3 separate regions of the Homo sapiens genome follow, and regions 1 and 2 are each linked to region 3. Evidence: chromatin loops called from intact Hi-C (ENCODE). Cell type or tissue: mammary epithelial cell. All regions are shown on one strand. Links, peaks and the distances in the headings refer to the core of each region. The heading gives the core; the rest is flanking DNA.

Region 1 (4,748 bases), core at 1,078-3,577, 91 kb after region 3:
TGATTTGAAAACATTATCCAATTATACTATGAAGAAAACATTTCTCAGAATGTTCTAAAGGTCACATTGGCTGATGTACAAGGAGATTCTTACTCTAAGTCTTTCTTTCTAAGTCAACTGAAAAGTATTTGACATCACGTGTCGGCAAAGTCCTCTTAGGGGTTGCCAGTTGCTTTCTGCGGCAGCTTTCCGCTGTTTACCCAAGCAACAAGACCGGCAGATTATGGTTTGAGACATGCTCCAAGGCAGGAGTGGGGAATGTGAAACATTGAAATCCTTCCACGTGTATTCAACCACACCCCGTTTTCATTACCTCCAAGCAGGGAGGTGAACAGAGAACTACTACATAGAACAATAGGCATGATTTGTGCTTGATTCACTCTTTCCCACCTCAGACAGTGTAATTATCACATGCATCAGAGAGCCGTAGACAAGCACTTTCCCAGTTCAGGTGCAAGAAACCGTCCCTTTTATAACAGGCCTTTAGGGACTGAAGTCTTAGCCTAATCTGTTTAGTACTTTTGTGTAAACATCCTTTGTAGCAATCATCTGACCAAGAATTATATTTGTAAAAATTATATTAAATCTCTTTATTGTGCATAGTTTGAGAAAAAGAAATAAAAAAATACTATATGTTCTATTACCAACGGATGGGTTATATTCTTGTCTGATGGATTGTGTATGTCACACTCCTTTGGTAAACAGTATCGTTGGTTGGTTTCCTCAAGTAATGGCCAAGGAAAACTAAAATTTAACTTTCTTTACATTGCATTCAATGCTGATTGTACTTCTATAAATGTAAAATAGGGCCGGTCACGGTGGTTCATGCCTGTAATCCCAACTCTTTGGGAGGCTGAGGAGGGCCGATCACCTGAGTTCAGGAGTTTGAGACCAGACTGACCAACATGGTGAAACCCTGTTTCTACTAAAAATACAAAAGTAGCCAGGCATGGTGGTGCATGCCTATAATCCCAGCTACTCAGGAGGCTGAGGCAGGAGAATCACTTGAACCCGGGAGGTGGAGGTTGCAAAGAGCCAAGATCACGCCATTGCACTGCACCATGGGCAACAAGAGTGAAACAGGAAAGGAAAGGAAAGGAAAGGAAAGGAAAGGAAAGGAAAGGAAAGGAAAGGAAAGGAAAGGAAAGGAAAGGGGAAAGGAAAGGAAAGGAAAGGAAAGGAAAGGAAAGGAAAGGAAAGGAAAGGAAAGGAAAGGAAAGGAAGAAGAGAAAGGAGAGAAACAGAGAAAGAAAGAAAGGAAAGAAAGGAAAAGAAAAGAAATAAAAGAAAAGAAAGAAACTAGGTATGTTGCTCATCTAGTGCTCCATGATTTAACTTGTACTTGTGGTTTAATTTGCCTTTAACTGGCAAAATTGAAAGAAACTTTTAAAAAAATCTCTGAAAATCTATTTGATTATAGCTTTTACAATTATAGCAAAGAAATAATCTTATATTTTCCTTCATATGATGTGTAAAAATGTCTACTTACACATGAACATAAACTTTTAAAATATGAGTATGTATGTTAAAATAATATGTATGTTTATTTCCACTCAGCTTCTTTTTAATGAACTGTAATTTTCTATTAAAATCCTTAAGAATCATTTAAGTAATAGTGAGGCAGTTTACCTTACAACTACCACTGTGGAATAATAGATTTTAAATGACGATTATTTAGTTGAAATATCCACTTGCTGTAAATGTTTTCAACAAACCTGTATATTCTTCTTGGCTTTCTCCAAGGACTCATTTTGGGATCTTTTTCTGCTTTTGGTTTGTACTAATAATCTTTTTTCTTACAAATAATTCCAAGTTTACTTTAATACAGATGGTATTTGTCCATAGCCAAAAACCCTTTCCAAAATGCGCCCTAGCTCAATAAACTAGTTTAAAAAGCATCTTCAATAAAAATAAACATCAAAACAGAGATTAACAGGAATCAAAACCCCTAAGATCATCATGACTGGCTGCTTTCACTTCACTAGTTCTAGTTTTCTTCTTCTTTATTGTGGAATACAAATGCTGTAAGAAATAGAAAATTGATTGCATGACCATATACATGATTTAATGGTACATGGTAACTTGAACGACTGCCACCTATATTGTATTAAAAACAAGATATTGCACATGTCTCTAAACTATGCCAGATAAAAATAATGACTGAGTTTAATACGGTTTAGATTACCAAGTATGGGATAGCTTACGCTGAAACCCTAGTCAGTAGGTTGAATAGAGAAGAAAAATTATTTTTCTGAATTCAGAATTTGTCTTTAGATTTTATATTGGCATAAAGTTATGTTTTAAATGCTATCATTAATGCTTACTATTTGGCAAGGACTGAACTAGATATCAGTGATATAATAGTGAACAAAAAATATATAGATTCTACAACCATTAATTAAAATAAACATTGGAAAACAGTTTAATTTATATTCATCTTTTATCAACTACATGGTCACTGAATTGGAAGATTTGTCACTTGATAAGGAAGATTGTTATTAGAATTTAAGAAAATAAAGAGCAGATTTTATTTCAGGAATAATGTGCTAAAGTAACCATGTTAGGTTGTTCTGAACATGTACTGCCACCCAATGGAGATGTGTCCAAATGACACCAGTCATTTGGAGGTTTGGAGACTGCACATTCTTTTGGGGGAATACACCTGTGGCAAATCATTCAGCATAGCTGAGTTTTGTCCAGATTGAGCTGGATTGCCCTAGGTGAGGGGGAGGAGAAGGGAAGCTTCAGCTAAAAGCATTTTCTTCTCTAATCCCAGCAAAAAAGAAAGGCTCATTCAAAATCTGATCTGAGGTGATTATAGTGAAAAAGTAAAATTGCCTGTGAATAGCTCATATTTCAAATAATGCTACCATCTAATAGACTATCAACGTGCTAACGATAACTTTTCCACATAACATAGAAATTGCAGTGTGAGGAATTGAGTTTGGGAGAAACCACTGGAGTAGACCACAGTTTTTCTGGTCTGCAGGTCTCTAAATTTCAGCCCGAATCCTTATTTATGGAGAGTAATTTGTAAGGTTCTGGACTGCTCCAAAGGAGGGATAGACTAGAGGGTTCCTCGAGATTCCTTCCTCCCTAATTATTGCACTGTCAGTGTCATTGTTCAAACCTCTGACAAAAATATTTTATACAGAATAATGTAATTCACCTCCAAAGTTCTTAAAATCACTGGTATGTTAGATGCAAGTGAGGTTGTCTATAGCCAAAAAAGACGTTGAAATGGCCCAGACTTTTTCACATTTTTCTTGACCCAGACCCTGAGATAGCCAGCATATTGTCCCATGGCAAGTTTTGAAATAAGAAGGTGCCCCAATATCAAAGACTTTCTTTGTTTAAGAAATCTAGCATTCAGGAACAGTTAATTTCCAGTGTAATGAAAACGTGTTACAAAGGCTCTTTATGTTCCAAAGACCACTTCTGCTTTTCACATAGGCAAAATTTACAGAGGGTTTAGGACAATTGTAGGGCACCCTAGCACATAGGAATCAGTGGAACTTTAGCTGTTAAGAAGGCCTAATTTTAGTAATATCCTCCTGAAATGCTGAAAATTTGTCTAAGGCAGCAATCGCCTTACTGAATCGATCATTTGATAATCCTAACACTCAGGGCTTTAAAGGGAATAATTATCTAGTAATACATCATATAACAATTCAAGTTACATTATGAAATGTGACAAGAGAGATTAAACTGGTTTAATGAAAAACAACATGGTAAAATTTTTGTATATATTTTCTAAACAAGTGATTTAAAGCCATGCTTTGTGTAGGCTTTGCAGAGTATTTCCATGTATTGAGTGTCAGAAATGATAAGCATCATTTAGTCACTCAACAAACACCTATTGCATACTTACCCTATTCTCTGTGTTGATGCCTTGCATGTACTTTGTATATAAACATAAATAAAAAGAGAATTTCTGCCCAGTGTGGGAGAAGCACTGCTATGGCTTGATCAGCATGCTCTGACTTGAGGTGTAGGACAGAAGTTAGTTCAAAATATGAATTCCATCTTACTGGATGGAGGAGTGATGGGGCATTATATCAGCTGATCATCAAGTGAACTAATACACTGTGGCTGTAACAAGAAACCAGTCTTTTCCATTGAAAAATAAGTATTAAATTTTTAACAAAAATTGTGTCAGGGACAGCATCTTTTAGCCAGAATAAAGTTTGTGCAATCAAGTCAGATTATTTTAATTATAATACTCTACTAAAATATTATAAATGTTGCACTATGAAAGATACATAGTGATATTCTAATGACAAATTAAACACATGGGAATGCAATTGCTCGCTGAATCCTCAATGATAAGTTTGTCTCAAAGGAAGTTGCTAGAGGGCTACAGGGGAATGGAGACACTAATCAAGATAAGGGCTCTTCTGTCTCTCTTGCAATTTACTGGGATTGAGAATCGCTGAAGAAGGGCATGTAAATCTCAACTCTCCTTTTGACTTGCCTGAATCACAAAAGGATCTATCCCATTTCCTATTTGTCTTATTCTTGGCCAAATTCTCCAAGTGCAGAAGTCACTTCTGTCTCTCTTAATTCTTACAAGCTCCTTAGGGTACCAGTTAGCAAAGTAGCTCTTACATTAATAGCTCTCAAATGACCTGGGAGTTGAAAACCTTCCAAAATTGCCCAACTAACTCCCAAGCAGTAATTTATGAATAGGAAGTCACTGGTTTTGATCTATAGATCAGAAGATGAGTGGACTAATAAATATCTTCATA
Region 2 (4,748 bases), core at 1,203-3,702, 140 kb after region 3:
TATGGAAGGCTTGAGGAACGTCTCATGATTGGCTGCTCTCTTCAGAAAAAAAGGGGCTTTACAATTTCACACATGTTGTTCTGTGTTATGAGCCTTGGTGCCAAGTCTGGAGAAACCCTGTTCAACATCTTGTTACACTCTTCTCTTTAGGCTGGCTGAATCAGCTGGGGTCTACCACTGAGTGGCAGAAAACTTGACCCAAAATGGCCCTGGCAATGAGGAAGTATGTTGTATCACTTAACTAAAAAGTCCAAATGGGAAGATCTGGCTTCAGGCCATATTGATTCCTGGTTCAAAGGACATCTCCTGGTCCCTAGCTCCACTTCATTTCCTCTGGATGAAGAAATAGTAGATGGAAGAGTTGTGGGGTCCTTGCGGAGGCCCCCAAGTTTCACATCATTACAAGCCAGCTTTCCCAGTTGTGCAAACAAAAGTCCTGGAAAATGACTTGGGTTGTGTGCCTATCCCTGATTGTCTCACAGTGCTCAGTGATAGCTGATGCCACTCTGAGGGTCAGTTGAAGTTTGTAAATAACTTCACTCCATTCCTTCTAACCTCTTTTGGTATCCATCAAAGAAGGCCATGGATTTTCCAGATCAAAATGTGTCCAAACATAAATTGAGGGCATTAGATACATGCTAGGACCTGAGTTGAAGGTATGGGCTTGGTAACATAATGTAGCTATTTCTGGGTTTCAGACGGGCATAAAGATTAGTAAGATTAGTTAAAAATGTAGGGCCTTAGAGTAAGACAGGCCTGGATCCAAATGATTGCTTCACCAGAGCAAGAAACCTTGGATAAGTACTTAATTTCTCTTGAGACTCAGTTTCCCCAATTAGAAAATGGGAGTATTGAGAATACCCAAATCATTGGGTTGTTAAAAGGATGAAATAAAATACCTGGCACAATTATTATATTTCTTAATATATAAACATATGTTATATAATAAATATGATATATTAATATATGTATTATTCTGTTCTCATGCTGCTATGAAGAAATACCTGAGATTGGGTAATTTATAAGGAAAAGAGGTTTAATTGACTCACAGTTCCACGTGGCTAGGGAGGCCTCAGGAAACTTACAGTCATGGCAGAAGGGGAAGCAAACACATCCTTCTTCACAAGGCAGCAGGAGGAAGAAGTGCCGAGCAAAGAGGGAAAACCATCTTATGAAACCGTCAGATCTCATGAGAACTCACTCAATATCACAAGAGCAGGGTGGGGGTAACCTCCCCCATGATTCATCCACCAGGTCCCACCCACAACACACTGAGATTATGAGAACTACAATTCAAGATGAGATCTGCATGGGGGCACAGCCAAACCATATCAATATACAATTTATATAATAATATAACATATATTATTATACAATGTCTGGCACAAGGAGATGCACAATAAGTACTATTTTTGTTGCTAAGTACTTTCTCCTCCGGGCACACAGAGCAATACTGTGGAAAACCATGCTAAATTATGAAGGATTTTCCTTGTAGTTTCTAGAAGTGGCCAATTTGATAGTTATCCCAGGCAGTAAGCAAATTATCCTGCCATTTCTCCTATTATTATTTGTAAATAGCAAATGGAGAACCTAGTATGAGAGATGGAGGGTGAAGGAGACTTAAGTATATGAATTGTCTTAAGCACTGATGTGTTTGTGTATATGCATATATATATATCTGCATACGTGTATATGGATATATATGTATAGATGTGTGTATGTGTATATATGTACATGCATACATATGTATAGATGTGTGTGTGTGTGTGAGACTAAGATGTTTATGCTAGGATTATGCTAGCAGAGATTCATTGATCATTTCTCAAAAGTAACACAGGATACTTTGCAGGCTATGCCAAATTTGAGACACATATGAATTTAGCAACACTGCAAGATGTTGCTGAGGCCTTCTACTCTTAGATATGTTTCCACAAAAAGAGGAAAATCAAGGCATTTTTGTGGTGTCATTTAAAGCGAAGCAATCTTGCTCAAATTTAATATTTAAGTAAATTGTAAAAATACTGACGACATAAATTCACTTTTCTAAAATGCATTTTTAACATTTATTTATTTACGATATTTTTTTTTTTAATTTTTTGAGATGGAGTCTTGCTCTGTCACCCAGGCTGGAGTGCAATGGCACGATCACAGCCCACTGCAACTTCCACCTCCTGGGTTCAAGCGATTCTCCTGCCTCAGCCTCCCAAGTAGCTGCGATTACAGGCATGCGCCACCATGCCCTGCTAATTTTTATATATTTAGTACAGGAGGGGTTTCGCCATGTTGGCCAGGCTGGTCTCAAACGCCTGATCTCAGATGATCCACCTGCCCCGGCCTCCCACAGTGCTGGGATTACAGGTGTGAGCCACCGTGCCCAACCAAAATTTATTTTTTTAAATAAATAATACTAGAATTATGCTTGAGAGATTTCTTTTTTATATCAACTAAAAACTGTGACTTTCTGTGATCTAAAATTTTGTTTCTTTGGGAGACAGTAACAATGAAGGTAATCTTCCCAAGTATACTACATGAATTATGTTGAAATATTTGGTGTAACTACATAAATATAAATGTAACAAGAGCCTTTTATTTCCAAAATGAGATTCAATTTATTTTAAGAATAAGATATCAACTAGCACCCTCTTGTGGAAATGATTATTTTAGATATTGGAAAAGAAAATCTTACACAAGCAGCATGGTGGCACACCTATCATAGATGTATTTTTTTCCACACACTCTTGATGACTTCAAATTAATTGTATACTTTTGTTTATACACAGAGTCTAGGAGAAGATGTTAACATGCAGCACAGTGATGACTGCAGATTTATTCTCAAGACATTTTTTTCTTAAGTAGATCTTCAGCTGTCATCTGATTCAATTAGTCTAAGAATTTTAATTTATATTTCACTTCAAAAGGTTGAACTAGATAAGTACACAGAAATACAAATAAAAGTACTTTTTACAAGCTTTAAAACTGTGGTGTCCCCTATCTGTATTTTTTTCCTCTAGCATCTGCCTTGCCAAAAGTTCTCTTGATGCCTCCTCCCCGGGGGATAGGTTCTGACCCAGACCTGAACCAGTTCTGACCAAATGTGAAATCCTCCAGGAATGTCAGCCACCCTTCCTACCTCCAATTTTTATTGATTGATTGTTTTGAGACAGGGTCTTGCTCTGTCATCCAGGCTAGAGTGCTGTGGCATGACCATAGCTCACTGCAGTCTTGCACTCCTGGGCTCAAGCAATCCTCCTGCCTCAGCCTCCCAAGCAGCTAGGACTACAGGCATGCTCCAACATGCCCATGCTTTTTTTTTGTAGAGATGAGGATTTCATTATGTTGCCCAGGTTTGTCTCAAACTCCTGGTCTCAAGCGATCTTCCCGCCTCAGCTTCCCAAAGTGCTGAGATTACAGGTATCAGCCATCACACCCGGCTCACCTCCACCTTCTTAGTGGCCAGTCACCTTTCCTATATGAGAGTATATAAAAAAGAACAGTCACACTTGTCTAAGAGTGAAAGTAATTCTTGGGCTTAGAATTTTCTGGTACTCAAGCTATTCAAAGATAGGATGTTTAACTGCTTAGTAGGCAATTGACAGAATGTGTTCAAGTTCAGTTAGTTATTTGGGCTCAATAATCTTCATGGTCCCTTCCAATCTGACATTCTAAAGCCTTTCTATTTAGTCTAATGGCCAGTGCCTCTGAATGAACTAATCACTGCCATTGCTCCTCTTTTATTTCTGAGATGGTCATGAAGATTTTAACATAGTCCTTGCAGCATTGGTCTGTATCTTCCCCCGAAATTATTCTTTCAAGTAAACCATCAGGACCTTCAAAGGGCCATTCAAAGTGCACATTAGGCCAGACAAGGTGATGCATGCCTATAATCCCAACACCTTAGGAGGCTGAGGCAGGAGGATTGCTTGAGCTCAGGAGTTTGGGACCAGCCTGGGCAACATAGGGAGACCTTATCTCTACAAAAGTAAAAATAAAAAACATTAGCCAGGTGTGGTGGTGTGCATCTGTGGTCCCAGCTACTTGCAAGGCTGAGGCAGGAGGATGGCTTGAGCCCAGGAGGTTGAGGCTTCAGTGATCCATAATCACACCACTACATTTCAGCCTGGGTGACACAGCAAGACCTTGTCTCCAAAAAACAAACAAACAGAAAACAAACCAGTGCATATTTATTAGGGAACTCGGCCATAATAGTGACATGAGGCCCTTTAATCATTAGTTTTAAACAATTATAAATAATCAAGGAATATATAGGTTATCTCCAGCAGATAATTGTCAGGTATAATTAAGGGTGAGATGCTGATTCAGACAGAGAAATGTGTAACGTAGAAGGCATAGGGGCACATATTCAAGGGAGACATGAAGCATCCTGAGATGAAGGACAAGTGTGGGATTTGGGGTACAAACAATCCAATTCAAACGCTGGTTCTGTTTGTTGTTACATGAATGGCCCTAGGTATCTGAGACTCCCATATCTGTCAAATAAGAATGATTGTATTTACCTCACAGGGTTGTTGTAAGAATTAAATGGCATAAAAAACAATGAGAAGCACAGAGCATAATACTTAATCCAAGAAGGCTCTCAAAAACTGCTAGCTTTACTTTTTTGTTTGTTTGTCTTTTTCTTCCTTCAGCCTTTATTTTTGTGTGTGTGACAGAGTCTCATTCTGTTGCCCAGGCTAGAGTGCAGTGTCAATGCTCACTGTAGCCTCAAACTTCTAGACTCAAGCCATCCT
Region 3 (4,748 bases), core at 1,504-4,003:
TCCTCAGCTATGATGACTGCTAGCCCCTAATGACTCACAGCAGCCTCCTTCTCTAGAGTTACTCTCAACCTAATGGGATCTGCTTTACCTTGAACATTATGCCCCTGAGAATAGGAGGAGGGTCAGGACAAACTCCCTCCCTCGAGGTAGTAACAAACCTATGATTCATCTAGACTCATCTATACTCCAGAATTTCTTACAAATCAAAGGAAGCTGATCTCCAGATGAGAATAAGCCTTTGCTTAGTTTTACTAAGGCCTTTACTGCTTCTTTTACTCCCTTTCTCCTGAAAGTAATATCTCAATAAATCATTCATTGAAGAATTTCCATCTCAGGCCCTGCTTCTAGGACACTGGTACTGGGAGCAGTCCTAAGAAAGAAACCCTATAGCTGGAATTCTGGAGTTGAATTATTTACTGGCCAGACGGTAGTGCATCCTGGGTTGGTGGAGCCATGATAGTTCCTGGCTAAGATGTTCACCCATGGTGAACTGGCAGGGGGTGCACATGAAAGGAGGGACACTGACTGATCAAATATCTCTGGCATTTCAAAGGCATATGGAAAAGGGTAACTCTATGGGCCATGGAATTGTTTTGCTTTTGCTAAATGTTGTAGATCTAGAGATCATGATAATCTCAGATCTATTAATTCACAGTTTGATGTAAATATGAGTCAGAGGGCCTCCTTAGGAGCATTTAAAGAAATCCTAATTTCTGTAAATGGAGGGCAGAGAAAACTGATGGCTTGAAACAGAACTTAATTGGAAGAGGCAGAAAATTTTGGAGAAACTTGAATTCTCAACCTAGGGAAGTTTCCTAAGCCAAAGTCAGAGTTCTGATATGGGAGTGAAAGCACAAGATGGGAATATCTGGGTAGATTCACTTGAGCGTCTTGAAATCCCAGATTTCCCTGAACTCTCCAAGTCTTTAATATTGACTACTTTTATTGGAAGATAAAATTCCCTTTTCCCTGTGTGAAGACCATGTAGAGTTCTCAGAGCAGACAGGAACTCTTTAGGAAAGTGCTTGCCTTGCTCAAGAACTGTTCCTACTTCTCCTTTTGCTCATCAGGCCCATAACTTGGGCCAAATTTCAGCAAAATTATACTAGAAAGTGCTAGACTGCTAAAGGAGAAGCAGTATTAAATACCAAAACAGTGGCTGGACCTAGTTAACACGTACTGACAGGAACAAGGACATAATGCCTGGGAATCCTGAAGAAGCCAGCTGAATGAGGGAGTAATATAAGACTGGAGAAGGAATAGAGTGTTGAAATGGGGGCACCATTCTGTGACCCAGGATTTGACACTTTGGTAAAGGGCCAAGGGGCAGTTTTAATGCTATACCAGGGTGGTGGTTAGAAGATTGGGAAAAGTAATGCCCTCCATCAAATGTCAGCAAACTTTCTCTGTAATGGGTTAGGTAACAAATATTTTAGGCTTTGAAGGTCATATGGCCAATATGTAGACAAATGGGTGTTGCCAGTAAATTGAGTGTTTCAATAAAACTTTCCTTACCAAAAAAGGAAACCGGCTGGATCTGACTTGAGAGCCAGAGTTTTCCAAACACTTCATTTAATGTAGAACATTAAATGAAGTAGAGATGCCAAAACTTCTGTGGCAGACTGTGAAGAAAGGTATTAAAAATTTTGGGAAGTGGCCATGCTAAGTTGGGCTACTAAATAAGGCTGGAAAAGCCACCATTTGAGTATATTCCTTGAGAGGTCTAGGGGAAGAATCTACTTATCAAAGCAATAAGAAATGTGGTAGTGAAGAAGAACTAGTATCTTTGAGAAGCTTAGAGGTGGCTGTCCTCTACACTGGGCCTCAATAGGAGATGCTGTTACAGACATGCGAGTTAGGATCCAGAAATGGCCAGGTAGCTGCACTTCACTGAGAGAGGCAAGGCAACTGTAAGTATCATAATGAGCAGAAGCTTGGAATGGAAGCCAAGAAATGTTCCTAAGGGCAAGATAGATGGGCAGCCAACAATGGTGTTGCTTAATATATGTGCACAATCAAAATAGTTCATAAATGTGTGAGTAGAAAGCAGAGGGCAGCTACCACAATGGAAAGCCACACTTTCTTGTCAAGTATGTATAGTGAAGCAATGCTTAGACATAGAACCTGTCAGCTGAAAGAGTGGCCAGATATCTACAAAAAACACTCAGCAACCCCAGAAGCCATACAGTAGGGATATATTCAGTCCTTCCCTCTGGGGGAAACTAGGCCCTTTGGAGAGGGACACGCCTTAACAGTTTAAAGACTGATGGATCAGGGTCTGAGCTGATCCTCATACCAAGGGAACAAAAGTCCCTCAATCATCCTCTGTTTGACTAGAGGCTTATGAGGGCCAGGTAAAAAGATGAAGTCTTGGACTATGTCTATTTCAATGTGTTTATTGGGGTTAAAGGCTTACCTGCTGGACATTTCCTTTGTTTTTGAACACATAAACTGAATGAACATACTTGGTAGTAAGCAGAAGTTTCACATTAGCTCCTTGACCTTTAAATAAAAATTACTGTAGTCAGAGAAGCCAGGTAGGAGCACCTGAAATGGCTTCCACCTTGAACAAAAACGTAAGTGAAAACATCACTTTTGAAGAAGTTGGAAGATTAAAAATTTAAGGAATGCAGAGGGTGGTCATCTTCATCATATCCCCAATTAATTCACTAGTCCTGTTCCTGAAAAAAAAAAAACTGATGGCTATGGCAGGATGATATTGGGCTAAAGAAAGCTAATTGCAGTTGTTGTGTCAAATGTGGTATCTTCACGAGAGCAGAGCAACACCGCCTCCTTGTGTAGCATGAAGGGATGAAGCTGACAAATTCATTCTTTTCAATAGTCATCAGAAATGATGATCAGTAACAATTCACACTCACATGAGATAGACAACTGTACCTATCTACAGTCTTACCCAAGGGCTATGTTTATTCTCCTATCCGTCACATTATAAACTGAAGATAGGTGAATCATCTTGACTTTCTGTAGAACATTGCACTACTGATCCCTTTTATTGATATCTTGTTCGTTAGACCTTATATGCAAGAAGTGGTAAATGTAAGCCCTGGTAAGACACCTGTGCTCCTGAGGGAAATAGATAAGTTCTAAAAGAGTTCAAGGGCCAGTCACATTAGTGACCTTTTTATGTGTTCCAGTGTTATAAGGCATGCTGGAATATCTTCATTCAATGTGAAGAACAGATTGTTGTGCCTTATACTTCCTAACACTAAGAAAGAAGCACATTCCTTGGTAGGCCTCTTTGGGTTATAAAGGCAACATATTCTGTACTTGGGAATACTTCTGTGACCCATTTATTACAAAGTGAAACACTGCTAGTTCTGAGTGGATCTTAGAGCAAGAAAGGACTCTGAAGCAATTCTGGGCTGTGGAGCAACCAGTGCTGCCTCTTGGGCAGATCCTATGGTAGTACAGGTATATCTAGTAGAAAAGTAATGCCTGTTCAACCTGAGAAAGCTGACTGAAAATAAAAATAAAAATATAGAAAGATAAAACACTGCGTGGAGCCTCTGGAGAGCCACAATAAGAGAATTGTAGCATAGGATTCTGGAGCAAGTTTATGCCATCTGCCACAGAGTATTACACACCATTTGAAAAACATCCTGGCATGCTATTAGACCCTGGTAGAAGATGAGCATCTATTGATGTGTTAACAAGTGCTCATTCAGCCATGTCTTTCCATTATAAGTTGGATACTGTCAGCCTACCAAGTAATAAGTTTGGGCTCAGATAAAATGCCAGTAGTAGATCCAGGATGGGGCTTGAGATAGTTCAGAGAGTGAAAGTAGGCTGCATGGCACTTATTTCCATGTCACATGCTAGTGTTTCACCATTGCCTCTTTCTCAGCTCACAGCTATGGTCTCTGGGGCTTTCTTTTCAGTGGCCAATGGAAGAGGCAAGAGCCTGAGCTGGGTTCATGAATCAGTCATGTTGGTATGTGGGTATAAGCTAATAACGCACTGCCGCTCTACTACAGTCACATAGAAAGTGACAGTGGTGAGAGATAACTCTTCAAATGGGCAGCTCTTCAGTGAGTGATCTGTTTTAGTTCCTTTGTTGGAATGGGACGTGGACTAGGATTAAGATATCTCTAGACCCGTAGGCAATGGTGAATGGCTTAGCTGGTTGAATATACATAAACTCATGGACAGTGGTAAATGGTTTAGTTGGTTGGTGAGGAGCTTGGAAGGAACCAGACTGGAAGGTCAACAATAAGGATGTCTGAGGAAGAGGCATGGGGTTTGACCTATAGAAGTAAGCACAAAGTATGAGTAACTTAGTGTAACAAAATGTAAGTAACTTTGTACAGAAGAGGTGCTAAAAAAAAAATGAAAAGTGGGCAAGATAGAGATCAGTTTGCCTCTGTTCTCAGCCATCTCAGGGATTGTGCAATGGGCTTTTGAATGGAGTGGACCTAGTGGCAGAGAGTGAGGCTGAGGTTCTCTCTCTCTCATGAAGGCTGATCAAATTACTTCTGTTACTAATATCCAGCCTATTGCCACCAAGACCAATGGCGATTCCCTACTAAGACATCATTTCTCAAGGAGGCCAAGCAACTACTTGGGGGCAAGTTTTTACTTTGGATCCTCTTCTGCCCTAAAGGAACAGTGATTCATTCTGACAAGATTGTCTTGTATTCCAGTGAGGGGTGACCTTTTATGCTTTGGTCAGCATCATGATTCAAAGGTTCATGAAGTATCTCATGTACTAACATGGGATCTCACATGAT

What was found. Peaks named below come from ENCODE experiments on the same cell type or tissue, not always from the same donor. Only the 100,000 strongest peaks of a DNase experiment are listed, where the experiment ranks them.
Region 1: it touches region 3 in a loop (6-fold over the local background); 5 of 110 quality-filtered maps call a loop at or near these places.
Region 2: a loop joins it to region 3, with 3.0 times the contacts of the local background. A loop is called at or near these places in 2 of 110 quality-filtered maps.

The regions. Positions count from the first base shown.
Region 1 is chr5:53,168,780-53,173,527 of GRCh38, reverse strand. No RefSeq gene overlaps it. Among named protein-coding and RNA genes, the nearest start is that of MOCS2-DT, 61 kb to the right of the region's middle. In mammary epithelial cell, for the core only: a CTCF peak has its summit at 2,591; a DNase peak (open chromatin) is centred at 2,607; H3K27ac peaks cover 723 bases.
Region 2 is chr5:53,121,797-53,126,544 of GRCh38, reverse strand. No RefSeq gene overlaps it. Among named protein-coding and RNA genes, the nearest start is that of MOCS2-DT, 14 kb to the right of the region's middle. In mammary epithelial cell, for the core only: CTCF peaks have their summits at 2,464 and 2,663 (motif pointing left); no DNase peak of the experiment used is centred there.
Region 3 is chr5:53,260,607-53,265,354 of GRCh38, reverse strand. No RefSeq gene overlaps it. Among named protein-coding and RNA genes, the nearest start is that of MOCS2-DT, 150 kb to the right of the region's middle. In mammary epithelial cell, for the core only: a CTCF peak has its summit at 2,790; a DNase peak (open chromatin) is centred at 2,774; H3K27ac peaks cover 1,152 bases.